Linked DNA regions of Mus musculus: region 1 is linked to region 2. Evidence: chromatin loops called from intact Hi-C (ENCODE). Cell type or tissue: left cerebral cortex. All regions are shown on one strand. Links, peaks and the distances in the headings refer to the core of each region. The heading gives the core; the rest is flanking DNA.

The links. A loop is a pair of places that touch in the nucleus more often than their neighbours do. Peaks named below come from ENCODE experiments on the same cell type or tissue, not always from the same donor. Only the 100,000 strongest peaks of a DNase experiment are listed, where the experiment ranks them.
Region 1: it touches region 2 in a loop (5-fold over the local background); 16 of 42 quality-filtered maps call a loop at or near these places.

The regions. Positions count from the first base shown.
Region 1 is chr5:112,338,810-112,346,870 of GRCm38, forward strand. Srrd (SRR1 domain containing) reads right to left here and starts at 4,231. Exons shown (of 7, transcript NM_001359388.1): 1 at 4,066-4,231; 2 at 2,287-2,327; 3 at 1,088-1,314; 4 at 910-1,008. The coding sequence starts at 4,214. It overlaps Hps4 (HPS4, biogenesis of lysosomal organelles complex 3 subunit 2), which reads left to right and starts at 4,286. Exons shown (of 14, transcript NM_001359853.1): 1 at 4,286-4,354; 2 at 5,235-6,239; 3 at 7,785-7,875. The coding sequence starts at 6,199. In left cerebral cortex, for the core only: a CTCF peak has its summit at 4,092; DNase peaks (open chromatin) are centred at 4,250, 4,635, 5,509 and 5,937; H3K4me3 peaks cover 2,090 bases; H3K27ac peaks cover 2,783 bases.
Region 2 is chr5:112,424,049-112,432,109 of GRCm38, forward strand. Sez6l (seizure related 6 homolog like) reads right to left here. Exons shown (of 17, transcript NM_001253916.1): 13 at 4,328-4,522; 14 at 2,678-2,710; 15 at 1,566-1,677; 16 at 575-677. Among named protein-coding and RNA genes, the nearest start is that of Gm6588, 21 kb to the right of the region's middle. In left cerebral cortex, for the core only: CTCF peaks have their summits at 3,434 (motif pointing left) and 5,133 (motif pointing left); DNase peaks (open chromatin) are centred at 1,714, 3,447 and 5,105.

The DNA of each region.
Region 1 (8,061 bases), core at 1,475-6,474, 85 kb before region 2:
ACTGGACACCACCTTCTGATGGCTCTCAGTGCATAGGCCAACCCTGCTACTGTACTTGGTCTCTATAAATTAAAGGTGCCCTCAGGCCTCACCTATCTGCTCTTCTCTGCATAGAGCCAGCACACAAAAGCGAGTGCTATAGGGTCTCACTATTGCTCAAAGCAGCAGGATCATGAGGCTGAGACCATCCTGGGCTACAGAGACCCTAAAAGTGGGGGGAGGGGTGGGGGGAGGGGTGAATGTATTTGCCACCTAACCAGGCCAGTCCAACCTCAGTGATTCCCAGAACTCAGACAAAACCCAGAAAGGACACACAAATACCCATTTCTGGTTTTTTGTTTTTTTTGTTTTGTTTTTTGTTTTCTTTGTTTTTTTTTGGTTTTTTTTTTTTTTTTTTTTTTTTTTTTTTTGGTTTTTTGAGACGGTTTCTCTGCAGCCCTGGCACTCACTCTGTAGACCAGGCTGGCCTTGAACTCAGAATTCGCCTGCTTCTGCCTCCCAAGTGCTGGGATTAAAGGCATGCACCACCGCGACCGGCGTGTTTCTGTTTTTATTTTTTTATGAGTTTTCCATATGCATGCCTGATGCCTGCAGGGGCCAGAAGAGGGCATCAGGTCTTCTGGAACTAGAGTTAGAGCAGACTGTGAGCCTCCACATGGGAACCTTCCACTGAAAGAGTAGTCAGTGCTTTTAACAGCTGAGCCATCTCTCCAGGCTCTCGAGAGTTTTGTAAGCCTAACACATTAATTCATGCTGCTGATTCAAGTTTCCACAGTATATAACAGTCCAAAATGGGAGTGACTACTGGGCTCTAAGAAGGCCAGCATGGCAGGGCCAGTGGGGCACCGAGTCACAGGAAGCCTGTCTGCTAGCAGAGGTGAGTGGTCTGGAAGAGATGAAAGCACCTACCTCATTCTCACTGAGGACAGTCACGCCGAGGGAGGTGAGAACGGAAACCTCAGTCTGACTGAACAGAGGGTCATAGACCCAGCAGTGACTTCTGGGGACCTGGAAGGGAAGAGGGGCACTTCAGTTCCGGGCGCACATGCACCATCTGCCAGGGGTGGGAGAGGAAGACAAAGCTCACCTGGCACTTCTCTAGAAAGAGAAGCATAAAAGCAAGCTGGATCCGAGCAGTGGGGCAGGAGGCAAAGGTCCCAAGACCGTAGCACACACACTTCACATGGGAGGCGCTTGAAGCCAAGGGCTCCTGTGACGCACTAGGCAACGATGAGCCAAGGTGCAGCCTTCCAAGGGCTTCTGTTAGGGGCTGCAGTTGCTCCAACTGTTTCCTAAGACACTCGGTGATGGTTTCTGAAAGATCGTTCCCCCAATTTTAGTCACATCCCATACTCTGCTCCCTGGAGCCAGGACTGTGAAAGAAGCCTCCACACCCGGAGTGAAGCTGCCCAAGACCTGTGTCCAGGCCACTAGAAGCCGGATCCTTAACTCTACATCTAAGAACCCAAGACTGTGTTAAAAGGTTTTCATCTAAAGCCATGTGTCTGAGGTGTTTGTGCTCTTGAATTCTGAAGACCTCTATAAAGGCAACTGAATGGCTAGGTTAAAAACCACTGCCCACATCACCTCCTGGCCTTCCTTTTAGGTTACCATCCTAAACGAAAGAACACTAAGCAAGCTGGTTTTGTTCACGGATGTGGCAAAGCCACCTTTGTACAGTTGCCGCAGGTGAGGAAAGGCTGTTCCAGAAACTTTAAAGTCCTTGTCGGGAAGAGAACCCTTAAAACCTTTTTTGATGGTAGACGCTGCCTTTCATTTAACAACCTCAAATCCCAGAGTGGGGTGGGGGTGGGGGGGTGGCTGCAGCCTACAGGTGAGGCTTAACTGAGTTATTGAAACAGGAGCCTGTGATACAGTGTAAACACTGCCTGTCCATCCCTGGATACAGTGTAAACCAGGGCCTGCTCATCCCTAAGGACCATGCTGAAGAAACCGAATTGAGAGCACCTGCAAGGGGGAAAGGTCTACACTGTAAAGGAGAAAGTGGGATCCGTATACAATCTAGCCATCTTGATGACTAATAGCACTTAGGAGAGCCATGCACTTCCCACCTTACTTAATGCTCACAACTACACTGCAGGATATACACACCACCACCTCCACTGCAGTGTTCAGTGCCAAAGACACAGCTCTGAGGAAGTCAGCACCAGAACCCACCACAAGCAAGACTGTGAAGCAAAATGTCCTTGGATGGAGAGTGTCCTTTGTCCACTTTCAGGTAGCCCCCCTTCCACTCCCACACCTCCCCTACTAACCCCTACTCACCCAGTGCCGAACTGCAGAAATCAGAGATCCGCAGGTCCTCCCTGTTGAGAAGACATGGCCTGCTCATCTCCCTTCTCTTTTGTGCCATCTTAGCCCCGACCATGAGCCAGATGCACGGGGGATGGAGGACCCTCTGATACAGAGCCAGCCCTTACTGAAAGACATTCCCATGGCCTGGATGTAGATTGCTGAGTCCTTTTATAAAAAGGACCTCCATCAAGAGGCCCTGGTTTGCCAAGGGATGGTCTGGGTGTGTTCTACTACTTTGGCATGGCAGAGATGCAGTTCAATAAATAAAGTCCTCAGACTTTCCCTTTATGATGGGAGTGTCCTCTCAAGACTGGAGAGTAGCAGGGGGAAATGAATGAGCTACTCAGCAGGAACTCAATAGCTTCCCCACTATAAATAACGGTAAAAAGAAGGTCAAAGAGGAAGTCCAAGGGTCTGGTCAGCTGGTTTCCACAGCCTAAGGCAGAACAATCAACAGTGAATTTAAGTATGCCAGAGGCAATGTTTAGGGACAAAGAGGAGAGAAACTGCCCCCAGGCGACCTACATTCTTCTAAGGAAAGAAGTGCCCGATAAATCAAAGTACTCTGTAATATTCTAAGTAGCCCTGAATCAGATTCTCTATGCTCAGGAGTGATAACCACACCCCTGGAAGGATGCTGGGAGAAGCAGGGCATTCTGGGAGATTCTGAAGCAGCTGAGGAAACAATGACTATCTGGTGTGCGCCTTGAAGAGTTCAGGTCCTAGACACCTATGTCTCACTAATCTCGAGACTTTAAGGCACTGCTTGCTTCTATCTGTCCTCTCAGCTGCACCGCCAGTAATTTATGTTCAGAGGTAACTTCTGGGTCACCAATGCTTTTTAAGTGTAACTTGCCCCCCTCATCACAGCCCTTCTGACCCATACAAAATGCTACCAACATTTCTAACTTAGCCCTGTAAGACCAAAACTAGAAAAGGCAAGAACACGGTGTAGCCTGTGTATGGTGGGCACCGTCTATGTGCCCTGTAAGAAGGTACAGACCAAGTGCTGGGGAGATGGATGTAACATAATAGAGTACATGATAATGATTAGGTGGAAGCATGGGGTTTGAAGTCACCAAGGCCTGGGCCTGAAACAATGATCTTTGTATGTCTCTCGGAGTGCCCAGGATTCCAGTGAGCCTGTGAAATACATAGGCTGCAAAAGTCTGCGCACACAGCTGCTGCTCAGTAAACCATTGATGCAAATGTTGACATCTGTGTTTGCTGCAACCTCGATTTACAATACGGATAATAACCAATGTGGTGTGTGGCCCACAGCAAAGACGGGATATCCTCCAATTCAGGGCTGCTGGGCTAGCCTAAGCTATAGTACAAGATCCCGCCTCCAAATCCAGAGCTGATGATTTATAGGGTAAAGGTTCTTGCCACCAAGCCTCACATTTGAGTTTGATTGTCCTAACCTATGCAGTGAAAGCAGAGGTCTTCTGAGCACCTTCTGACACCCTCCTCCCCCACCTCGAGCTTGGGTGCCAGGGAGTGCTCTACAGTCACATCACACAATCCTCTGAGCATCCCTACGTAATGCTTAAACCCCCATCTCAAAGGTGGCAGACAGGGACACAGGATGATAAACTGCCGCAGCCGCAGCGAATGGGAATGGCAGCTTTACTGAGAGCTTGCTACAGTGACACCGGAGGGAGAACTCAGCCTTTCCCAGCGGGTTGGCACACCCATTTCCAGGTTAGGGACACTGAGGCTGGAGTTGCCTCTCGGCGCTGCACTCACTCGGCCTCCCGCAGGCGGCGTAGCACCGCTTCGCCGTCCGCCTCCGGCTCGGCCCGGGGCCCCTCGCCCGGCCGCGGTCGCCTTCCCGCCGCGCGCTTCCTCCTCCGCGGAGCCACCGCGCTCCAGGGCTCGAGAGCCGCCGCCGCCATGCTCTGACGTCAGCAGAGTGCGCCAGAGCGGCCGCCGTGCCGCCGACGTCACAGGCTGCGTCACACCTCACGTCATCGCCAAGCCCCCACCGGCGGGAGGTGGGTCCGCGCGTGATCGCGGGGCTGCCGGGCGGGCGCAGGTATCGGGGGTTTTCCCGCGGGCGGCCAGACAGAGCCCGGGGTCCCGGTGGGCGGGCGGGCGGGCGAGCCTGATCCACGCGATCGGGCCGCAGGGTTCGGGGCTCCTGACCAGCGAGGGACTTCCCTCCGTCCCCGCGCGCACCCGCACTGTCCCCCTGCCTGTACTCTTAGGGTGTCATGGCCTCTTTAGGTCCCTTACACAATCACTGACCTCATCGGGACCTTTGAGAACTCGCTGTTAGGTCCTCCGAGCAGGCCTCAGGGAATGGGAGGGGTGGTTCCAGGAACAGAGATGCCCTGCACAGTGTGCTCGCCCTGTGTTTGCTGCAGAACGAGGTGTGTGTAGTTGAGGTGACTGATATTTAAGAGGCCTTTTCGGGTTCGTGGGGGATGCCCCTCGGGCACTTCCTTCTTCCTAAGAGAGTTTACTCGCTTTTAAGAGAGGGTCCTGCTTTGTAGCCATAGCTTGCCTGGAACTCAGCAATCTGCCTGTCTATTTCCAGTGCGCTGGGATAAAAGGCCTAAACTACCATGCCTGGCTCCCTCCCTAAGAGACTTCAACGTACTATTTCCACAGGTGGCAGATTGTGGCCAGCTTTAGAGATCCTGTCCTTGAAGGAATTAACCAGAAAAGTGGGATTAAGACTATAGTCTTAATGAAGCCAGGTGGTGGTGGCGCACACTTTTAACCCCAGCACTTGGGAGGCAGAGACAGCCTGAGTCTACAGAGTGAGTTCCAGGACAGCCAGGGCTATACAGAGAAACCCTGTCTCGAAAAAACAAACAAACAAATAAACAAAACAAAACAAAGACTATAGATGAAAATGACGGAAGGCTTGTCAAGGAAAAGGATTAAATTATTTTTGTGTTTCCTCCCAGTGTTATCCACACAGTGAAATAAGACTGTCAGAAAATTTCAGCCTCGTGGATAGTAATTTTAATGCCTGTACCACCTGTTTCTGGACAGTTCTCTTGGAGGAGCGAAGAATCAGAGTGAGGCCAAGACTCTTTTCTGGCAGAGTATTCCATGATACACTGAGTTGTCTTCCCCTCTGTCAAAGTTCTCTCTTGCACTCTGAAGGGCTGCGCACATTCTGATTAGGCTCCTGAGTGCCAGTTCCTTAATTTTGGGACCATTTGACTGGTGTGGTCCCTTACACCCAGTACCTTCTACACTCGTCGTCTGGTTTCCCTTCTGCAAAGCTATTTTCTGCTGAAAAAAAAAAAAAGGCCTTTGAAGTATCTGCTACCCGAACTCTTTTTATTCTAAAACACAAGCTCTGAAGGCTGCTTTGAAACCAAGTGTTTATTGAACCTTGTGGGTCACATGAGTGGTCACAGGTTTCTGAAAGAATTGATTCTTTGTTTTTCCTCAGAGCTGAGATACTGGTGTGTGTGTGTGTGTGTGACCTGGGAACTTTGGACCTTTTGAAGAAACTCACTGGATGGCTTTGGACTGTACACAAAGTCAGAGATCCTATCAGAAGCTGCCCTGCCCATCCAGCATGCTTCTCCTTGCTGTGGCACTCCCTGGGGGGGAGTTGGAACAGATTCCAGTGTAGACAGCCATACAGATGCTCCTGAAAGCAGCTCACAGATGGTTGAGTTAATCTAGTCCACCTCCAGTCCTCCTGGACTTGTCAGCAGTGCAGAGATACTTCTGGAAAGGAACCTGCCCCGAAGGGAAGTTGCCTTTTCATATTGATTCAAGAGTGAACAAGAGGCAGAAACCACCTGGATGGTCCACACCTGGCATCACTGAGCTGGGGACACCAGTTGGGGGACAGAGAACTGCTTCTAGGAAGAACACCAGATGAAGAGGATGAAGCCATCTGGAGAGTAAATGGCCACCACCACTCCCCCAGAGACAAAGTCAGCAGCGTGGTGAGTGTCCAGGCCTGCCTGGAGCTGCTTCCAGGATCATTTGAGTGAACCGGAAGCCTCAGCTGGCTAGTCTTACTGTTCTTAGAGCAACCTCATTAAATGTGGAAGCCATTTTTCTCCAGAGCGTATGTATTTGAACCTTGCGAGTTTAGGGCTGGATATAGCCCAGTGGTAGAGTGTTCACATATCACTCAAGAGGCCCTGGGTTTGATCCCTGGCACAGCAAAAATAAGCAAAACCCAGAACACCTTGCCAACTCCACCTCATGCACTGCAGGCAGATGACTGGGAGGGTGCCACCAGTCTTGATTGCCTGGGTGTGTCTTCTGTGTCTGTGGAGAGGCAGGAGGGCTGAAGTTGAGGTTTGGACAGTCTGGCTCTTAGGCTGTTGTGCAATGTGTGTCTCAAACTTGGGTTCCCTCACTCACCCTCTGTAGCTTCGTCCTTTTTCATAACCTGGCTCAACAAATGCTCCTGAGAGGTGACAGTGATAGGGGTGGCTTGACTAGACTCTGCAGACCTAGCAATTGATGACGTGAGCCATTCTAAATAGTGCCTGAGGTATAGTGTATGATTTCAGAGTATGGGAGGGGATTGGGGTGGCTGGTGGTCCACTGAGGGCTTTGAAAATTCACAAATGTTTTTGATCACCATGTAATGTACGGCCAATTGTACACTGAGCCTTGGGGCTTTAGCGGATGATGTTGAGATGGGTGTCTGTCAGGAGGAGAGTGAAGTGGGTTACTCTGGTCTGGTCTGTGTCCTCTCAGAGTCTGAGGGTACAACTGAAGCCCAGGCTTTGCGTAGTTTGCCTTGTGCAGACAGGTGATGACTACCTCAGAGCTAGAGTCTCCCCAAGCCAGTCCTGGCTGAGTGGTAACCCCAGAACTTGGGAGGGAGGCAGAAGCAGGAGGCAGTGCAGTTTAAGGTCAGCCTGGGATGCAGAGCGAGACCTGTCTGGGTCTTTAGCACAGTGCAGAAGGTGCTGGGAACTCAGAAGAAAGATTCCTTTACACTGAGGAACCTGGAAAAGTGGGAGGAAGCCAGGTTAAGCCACTGGTAAGGTTTGAGAGTCCGAGAGGAGTTTGGTATTTTGCTGTCTTCCTGTTATGCATGAGCACATCTGTTGCAGGCCCTCCATACACATCTGTTAAGTGAGTCCACGAGTCCTCCGAAGGGCCGCTTCCCTCCAGCATGCTCTGGAGAAGCTTGGGGGTTGACTTTGTTACCACAACCTAGAGACATGGCAGGAAAGCACAGGCCATGTGCTTGGGCCACTAGGGGTGAGGATTTCAAACAGCAGCCCTGGGTGGGTGATCTGGTTCCTGCAGGAGCGGCTGCCTCCTCCGGCAGATGGGCTGACAGCTGTGCACAGCCTGTTGTGCTGCGCTGGTCGTGGCTTTATCTGCTGCTTGTGGCTGCTGGACTCTTCCTGGCAACTGAGCACCAAGCCCTCCCAGAGCCAGGAACTAGAGAGAATAGTGTCCCGAGCTTGTCATTGTCACTAGCCTGGGGGACCCATGGCTTCATTCTGTTCCCTTGCCAGGTGGAACTACTTCTTCCTGTATGACGGTTCCAAGGTAAAGGGAGAAGGAGACCCAACCAGAGCTGGCATCTGCTACTTCTATCCGCCCCAGGTAAGCGGGGGCTCTTGTGCACATGGCCTCTTTGAAGACGTGTTAGGGATGAAACGCGGGGCCACATGCCTGCTCTGCTCTGTCCCCAGCCGCCTTTTGACTTACTTATCTTTGAAGTTTTGAGACAGGTTCTCAGAGTTCTCAGCCTCTGTGGCAGCTGGGCTGACAGGCCAGTGGCTCCAGGCT
Region 2 (8,061 bases), core at 943-5,942:
TCTGCAGTGAGCCTGCAGCCAGGCTGAGCCACCTGCAGTGCACAAGCCTGGTACATCCAATGCTGGCTGGCTGGACAAAGCTGGAAGAGTGGGGAGCTCCTGCTGTTGCCACCTGAACATGTTCCCATTGCTCATCCTAGTCACAGAAGGACTTCGAATGCAAGCCGCGGGAGGGCAGCAACCCACCCTTCATCCCTCGCTTAACTCCTGATGCACCCAGAGGCTCCAAAGAGTGAGTGACCTGGCCACCCAGGTTCATGGAAGAGTGCTTTGTGAGGTTTTCCTGACAGGGAGGTCAAGAGGTTCTCCTCCCCCTTCCCCTCTCCCCTCCCCTTCTCCCTCTCTCATCACCTGCTTGATCTGCATCATCTCCTGATGTCCAAAGGAGCCTGCACAGCAAGGTGCAGAAAGAGCCACACTGCTTTTAAGGAGTGGAGCTCAGCTAGACACAAGAGCTGCCCCTGGAAGCTCCAAGCTGGGTTCTAATCACTGATGGCTTGTCCGGGCACTCTGCTCATTCCGGGATTAGGGAGGGCAAGGGGAAGCCCTCCAGGAGGGCAGTAGGACCACTTACCCCAGTCTCGTAGATGGGATTGTCGAACTCAGTCTCCACGGTGATCTGACTGTAGGGGTGGGAGTACATGAGGGGTAGGCGGAGGCTGGAGTATTGTCGGCACCTGCAGGAAAAACAACAGTGATGGAGCTGCACCCCTACCCTGATGCCCCAGGGCTCTGTGAAGGGCATGGGGTGGGTAGACACAGCCCTGAGCTGGTGGGGTCCCACTGAGGGACCTGCAAGTGCTCTTCACCCATGATCCCATAGGGCTGCAGCAAGCTAGCCTTGCCCTCCTTCTCTCTCTCCCTCTCCCCTCCCCCCTCTCTTTGACTTGTGAAGTACTTTATGTGTCTTTCTAACACCGGCCAGTGTCTCCCTGGATGGCACCCCACCACACGCTGTGCTGTGAAAGGCAGGGGTGAGGTCTACAAGGGCCACCCACACACCATTCTGCCAGCCTCCCACATCACTCACTACCACTTTAAAGCCCGCTCAGAAGTGTTACTCAGCGTGGTCTCTTCTACCCACTCCACCGGAGCATGCAACCTCTGCTCCAGGGTTCTTCTGTTTATCGACTATCGGTCCTTGATTTCCTCCTGTGCTTCGGAGATCAGCTACTTTTCCTCACTGGAGTCTGCTTTGCTCACTGCGATGTTCCCAGAGCCCAGAGGCTTCTGGCACATGGCGGTGGCTCTGAAATCGTGAGGAAGATGTGTGTGTGTGTGTGTGTGTGTGTGTGTGTGTGTGTGTGTGTGTGTGACTGTTCTAGACGTGGCTTTTTGTCCTTTGAAGGCAACTTCTGTGACCTTCAGCACCTGGGATCAAGCCCTGGGACACCCCTTACATTTGCTAAGTGAACAGAGGGATGACTGTCCCCAAAAAGTCACCAAGACGCCTTCTGATTCTGACCACAGCCTCTCACGAGGCACACGAGGCCACTGTACCCAAGCGTCAGGCAGAGATGCTGAGGCCCCAGAGGTGAGGTTCACAACGGCACAACCCAGCCTACCTCGTGACGTAGATGTAGGCTCCTCCCAGTAGCAAGGAGATGAGAAGGACCGGAATGAAGATGGCCAGCGCCATGTTCCCACCTTCCAGTGAGGACTCTGCTGCCGCTTCTGCTACTGAGCACACAAGCCACTGAGCTTCTAGTCTCCCATGAGCCCCACCCCCACGGGGAACCTGGCTCTCAAGTGAGTGCCCCTCCCCAGCTGATATCCCACAGCCTTAGACACAGAAGAGCCGTGGAGGAAACAGAGCAGAAGCTGGGTTGTACCCTCGGCTGTGGTGACCCTTTGGTCGCTGAGAACCAATTCGAACCCTGTTCATGCTAAACCCATAGGAAAGCAGAAATCTGGTTAAAAATTCAATCCAGGGAGTCACTTGGACAAAGTTCTACAATCATCTTGCCTCGTTCTCTGGCCACTTCTGTGAATGGCTTGCACCAGGCTGGGGCCCATTCTAGAGCTCGCTTGTGAGATGTGCCCAGGGGTGGCTCGGGGCAGTGTGGACAGCTCTACTGCCCAGCTTCCTGCTGCCCCCAATGCATGTGGCAACTGCAGAGATCCTGGTGGATATTCTGGGGCCTGGGAGCCTTTTCCTAGCAGAGTTGGGATCCTCCTCTCTCACATTGGTTCTAGAAAGCTTGAGCTCCTCTGCAGCCCTCTCTGGCCATGTCTCACAAAGCTCAGCCATCCTCCCATCTGTAACACATTAGCCACTACCTACATGGGTGAAAATGTGGCCTGTGAGCCACAATCAGCCCCTCCTCCCATAAACTGCCTCCACTGGGAATCTTGTCATGGCAAGGAGACATGTGACTAAGATGTGAACGGAAGGAAGGAGTCTCAAAAACGAGAGAATCCTGGCTAGCTGTTGTCACCTGTCCATAGGAACAAGCCACATCCAGGAGGAGAGGCGACTGTGCCAGGGAGCAAAGCCCGAGGTTGTGAGCTGCCTCACATGGGTGCTGGAAACAAAACTGGTCCTCTGCAGAGCAGTGGACTCTCTTAACCGTCTATCTCTCTCTCCAGCCCTAGTAGCTATGTCCGGAGGCCCCGGGAAAACCTATCAACACAGCTGCCTGATGTGCTAGAACTTACAAGATAGAGGAAGACTCACCTTCCAATGCATGTTCAAAACTGTCTTGGTTAACTGAAACAGAAAACAGGAAGCAGTGTCAACTCAGAGGAAGTTCACTGTTTGCACAGACAGGGGGTCGATGGTCCCCAGGAGTGTGGGGTGAGCATGGGGCCAATGGTGTCTTGCAAGGCAGTTCCCCACAGTACCTCCTGCGATGTTGAGAGGAAGGAGATGGGCAAGCATCCGCAGTGTCATGGACTGTGATGGCACATGACACACATTCTGTATCTCGCCAAGAGCCCGTGCATTCCCACCCACTTCTTGCCAATCTCCTACACAGTGATGGTTCATTATCATTATTTTAAAGGAGAGCGAATGGGTTCAGAGAAGTGCAGTGAGACCTCAAAGGTCACACAGTGTCTAAGCTGGGAACTTGGGATTCCAACCTGCGGCACTAGTCTCTCTCGCAGCTCTTAAGGTTTTGTTTTGCGTTTTCAAGACAGCCTCTTGTGCTGGCCTGAACGTTCATCGACAGCCTCTCAATTGCTGTTCTGGTGGGTGTAAGACACCACCTCTAACTATGTAATATCTTCACGGAGTCTTTTATATATTTTTTCCAAGGATGTGTGACTCAAGACCCTGATACTGACTGTATTACATTCACCTCCCATAGTTATTGGCTGGGATCAGTAGTCTATATAAATTATTTTCATAAACTCGTATTTTTTTTTATAACCCTGAAGTTCAAGGTGCTGGGGATGATAATCTATCACCAAAGCCACCTGGTGGCCAAGCACTGAACTGCACCCACCAGGGCACTCCTGGATGCAGAGTGTAGAAGCAAGTGAAGGCTTAAGTGGAAAACTGCACTGAGAGCGGCCAGGCTGTGCAGGGCATTGCATGCATCCTCTGTCAGGCCCCAGGACTCCTGATTAGATTCTGACTAATTGAAGTCACCATTGAGCAGTGATGCCCTCTGCTGAGAAGCTAGCTGGCTTCTCGGCTTCAGAATTAGTGCCCAGATTTATAGGTTGATGTTGTTTCAGAGGGGGCCATGGCTGGGCTTCAGTGGCTCTGTAAGAGCTGGCATGCTCTCTTTGTCCCACTGAGGGATGGCCCTGATGCATTAGCAGGCGGCATGCATCCCCCAGAGGTGCAGAGTCGTGCCTTGAACTCCACAACCCTGAACCAAACAGACTTCTTCATAAAGTATCCATTCTCAGGTATTTTGTTACAGTAACAAAAAGGGATCAAGAATTGGTGAGGTGGCGCACACCTGCAATCCCAGCACTGAGGAGGTAGAAGCAGGAGGATGGGAGTTCAAGGCCAGCCTTGGTTACAAAGGAAGTTCAAGGCTACATGATACCCTGTCTCAAGAAACAAATATATGAACAAATGAAGAAACCAGACTGGCTAGGCGTAGTGGTGCACACCTTTAATCCCAGCACTCGGGAGGCAGAAGCAGGCGGATTTCTGAGTTCGAGGCCAGCCTGGTCTACAAAGTGAGTTCCAGGACAGCCAGGGCTACACAGAGAAACCCTGTCTCGAAAAAAAGAGAAAAGAAATGAAACCAGACTGGACAGGCACCCACTGGATTTGTATTCTGTGACCCCCTCCTCTCCCCAGAGCAAGCTCTCAGTTTCCCCTGGAGATAGCCCTCACCCTGGCTCCTTGGGTCTCTTTCTTTACCTTTACAGATGGGCAGGGGCCCACTCCAATGGGACGGCTGTCCCAGAATGCACCGGATGGTCACTTCGCCCATGAGCTCAAAGCCCTCGTAGCACATGAAGGTGAGGGACTCTCCGGGCAGGTACAGCCGCTTGTACAGGATCTGGTACCCGTTCTCAGGCAGTCCTGGGTTGTCACACGCCAGGGACTCCTCAGCTGAAATGAAGCCAGACATGGCTCTGAGATAGTCCCAGGCTCTGGGTGACATAGCCCCACCCGGCGGCATCCTCTCTCTAGAACCCCACCCTGTGCCCAGATGGTTCCCGCTCTGTCTCCCATCTCTGGATACAGATGACACGTGGGTACCACAGAGCGAATAGGGTTGTAGAATCTGGGCAAAATTAAATAAAATCTAGGTTCTATCATTTGTTAGCTGTGCCATCTCTAGAAAGTATTAGACCTTTTCTGGTCTTCAGTTTTTCTCCCTAGCAAATGCGAATATGGCTGCAGGACTCCACAAGGGCTTGGGTGTAAGAGACGGAGAATGTCTTCGCCCCTTGGAGGGCGCTCAGTAAGGGAGGGATGGTGGTAGCGATGGATTATCGATTAAAAAGACGGTCCACTCCTCCAGAGCTCTTCTGGTGTGTTCCGATCTAGCCTTGTCACGCACTTCTCCAGGAATCCTTCCCCGACGCCATCTGCCACGAACTGTCTAGTGTTTCCTCCCTCCCTCCAGCAGTGCCCACGCAGTAAAACCCGTTATCCGGGTCAATTGTCTGTGAAGCCAAAAAGCCAAGGGGCTGCAACCAATAGGCTCACGCTTCCCCCTGATGGCTGCGCTCGGGTACTGCAGACGCCAAGTACGGGCAGAGGCCGATTTAAAGGTGGGTGAGCCATTTGCCAGGAAGCAAACCCCTCAGACATGTACAAGATTTTAAACTGTGGCAAAATCCTCATAAAGTTTACCGACTAGCTGTGAACAGCCGACCTCTAGGACTCGGTGCCCCATGCTGGGGCCACTAGCGTTAAGGCCCATCTCCCCTCCTCCAGTTTCCGGACTCGGTGAACTCGAGGAAGGTAAAGAAAGATGTGACTGTACTCTGGGAGAACTGCTTATTTCCTCTCACACCAGATCCTCAAGGCTCCTGCCTTGTATCATAAGCATCTCTGCTTTCTTGTTTGTTTGTTTGTTTGTTTTGACGCGGGGTTTCTCTGTGTAGCCCTTGACTGTCCCGGAACTCACTCCATAGACCAGGCTGGACTGGAACGCAGAGATCTGCCTGCCTCTGCTTCCTGAGTGCTAGGATTAACGACGTGTGCTTCCCTGGGCCTGGCTAGGGCTGGACTTCTGTTTTTTAAGGCTGAATAGTATTCCGTGGATGAGCAGACCATGATGCCCTGTGTCCAAATTTCACATGTTAGATTAATGTAAACAGTATTGATGTCACCGTGGGGGTGCAAATCCTGCTGAGTCCCACTTCTGGTTCTTTGGGGTAGACACCTAGAAAAACCACCACCGGGTCCCAGAGCAGACCCTGTTTTGATTTTTGAGGGCCTGTATACAGTCTTGAACGTCGGTACCATCTGTTTCCCTGCTGGTTCCCCACGCTTATTCCTACTAACGATGTGCACAGGTTCTGGCATCTCCCTATTACATAGAGCTCCACCTGTGGGCCCTCACGCTGGTTTGAGAATAGCGGTGGCTTTTGGCGTCCCCTCCTATGCCAGCTAGTTCAGAAGAGCTTTGTCATCAGCTTTAGGCATACCCAGGTGAACAGGAGAGAAGGGCCCGGAGGAGAGCCCGTGACCTAGGCGTCCCTGTCTTCCATCTGTTTTCCTGGTGTAACCCTGCTGGTTCAGGACTCAGGGGAAGTGGCCTGCCTAGACCCAGAGGAACTGGAGGGTTTGACAACTGCTCCCAACTGTCCCCCAGGGCCACCTCCCCTGTGACTGTGCCTGCCTACAGTAAACACCAGTGCCTTGTCAAGCAAGGGGCTCCCTCTGCCTGCCCTCTCCCCTCCTTCCCTGACCTGTCTCCTCTCTCCTTGCTTCCTCTATACCCTCTCTCTTCTCTCCTTTTCTCCCTACCCTCTCCCTCCCTTCCCTTCCCTCTCTCATCTCTCCCTCTCTGCCTGCCCTCTCCCTTCCCTCCCTTCCCTCTCTCATCTCTCCCTCTCTGCCTGCCCTCTCCCTTCCCTCCCTTCCCTCTCTCATCTCTCCCTCTCTGCCTGCCCTCTCTCCTCCCTCCCTGACCTGTCTCCTCTCTTTCTACCCTGTCTCCTCTCTCCTTGTCTCTTTTCTTCTCTCTCCCTTTCTGCATTACCACTCTCCTTTTATGGCAGACAAGCTCTGGGACCGTCCCCCGAGTATGGCCAGGCTCTTGAGACTCACTGAAGGCCTTCTTCTTCTCCCTTCCCTCCTTGTCCAGGCCCCACCACAAGGACCCCAGACTCGTGACTTACATACGGCCAGGGTCTCAAATGGTGTTGCCTCTTATTTTGTAAAATGCACCTAAGGACTCCTTGCTGACCCAGTTCTGTCCCCGGGGATTTCAATGCCCCCCCCCCCGCCCCCTTGCAAAGAAGCTTCTGAAATGTCCCCAGCAGCATGAGAGAGGTGGTGGTGTGTGTTCTCTCTGATGTCCCTCCTTCCCGGAACTCAGTCTTATACTGTGTTCATTTCAGCATTCTAGTGCCCAGCCCAGGGTTTGGTTCACAGGCAACTGTTATTCAGTCACCTAACCTATCTCGCTAACGTGCCACGATGTGCCAGCGTGCTAGAACGGGGAGTGTCGGGGTTTGAATGTGAAATGTCCCCAGCAGGCTCGTATGACTGAACACTTGTTGCCAGGCTGGGAAAGTGGTAGAACCTTTAAGAGGTGAAGCCTCCCTGGAAGGCATGTGTCTTGGAGGCGGGCCTTGGAGGTTTTATACCTCTCTCCATTTCCTGTTCACGCTCTGCTTCCTGAGTGCAGACGCAGTGTGCCCCCACCTCCGCCTCCCCCTCCCCTCGCCATGCCGGACTGAAGTGCATCGCTGTAAGCTGGAATCAACCACGTTCCTCTGGAGATTGCTTCTAGGTGTCACTTTGTCCCAACAGTTCACGGAAGTAAATAAAACAAATCTAAGCTTGCCCATCCCCCCCTCCCTGGGACTGAGGCTGGAGAGCCACAGCAGAACAAGGTGTAGATGAGGCCCCAGTGGCTCTGAGGTGTCAGGAGTCAGGGCCTGTCATGCCACAGGCTGGATCTCTGCTTCTTTGGCTAGGCTGGGGGTCAGATGGCAGTGACCTGCTGGGGCGGTGAAGCCCTATGCTTAGCTGCAGTTCTCTAAGCCCTATTGTCTATTGCAGTTCTCTAAGCCAATGCTTGCCCAGCTCTGTAGGTGGTCCAGAGTCTTAGTTTCCCAGAGAGAAAATGAATGAATGGATAAAGGTGTATCCACAACAGCTGTCAGTGCCGGGAGGAATGGGGGCTTTCATGAGGACCGGGTGGATTGGTGGACACTGATTCCCACCCTTGACACTGGAGTGATTGTCTTTAAACCCAAACAAAAGCCTTGAGGAGAACTTAAAGCCCCCATTTCTCCCTCTCCCCCATACTCGACATGTAGCCTGCCCAGAGGTCAGCTGCCAGAAAGGGACCTTCCAGGCCACCACACAGTTGGAGATGCATCTCAAATGATAGAGGCAGGACCCATACCAATTTTCTAGAGTCTTGCTCCCCTGTGGGACCTGCAGAGGAACTGGGGTGGCTC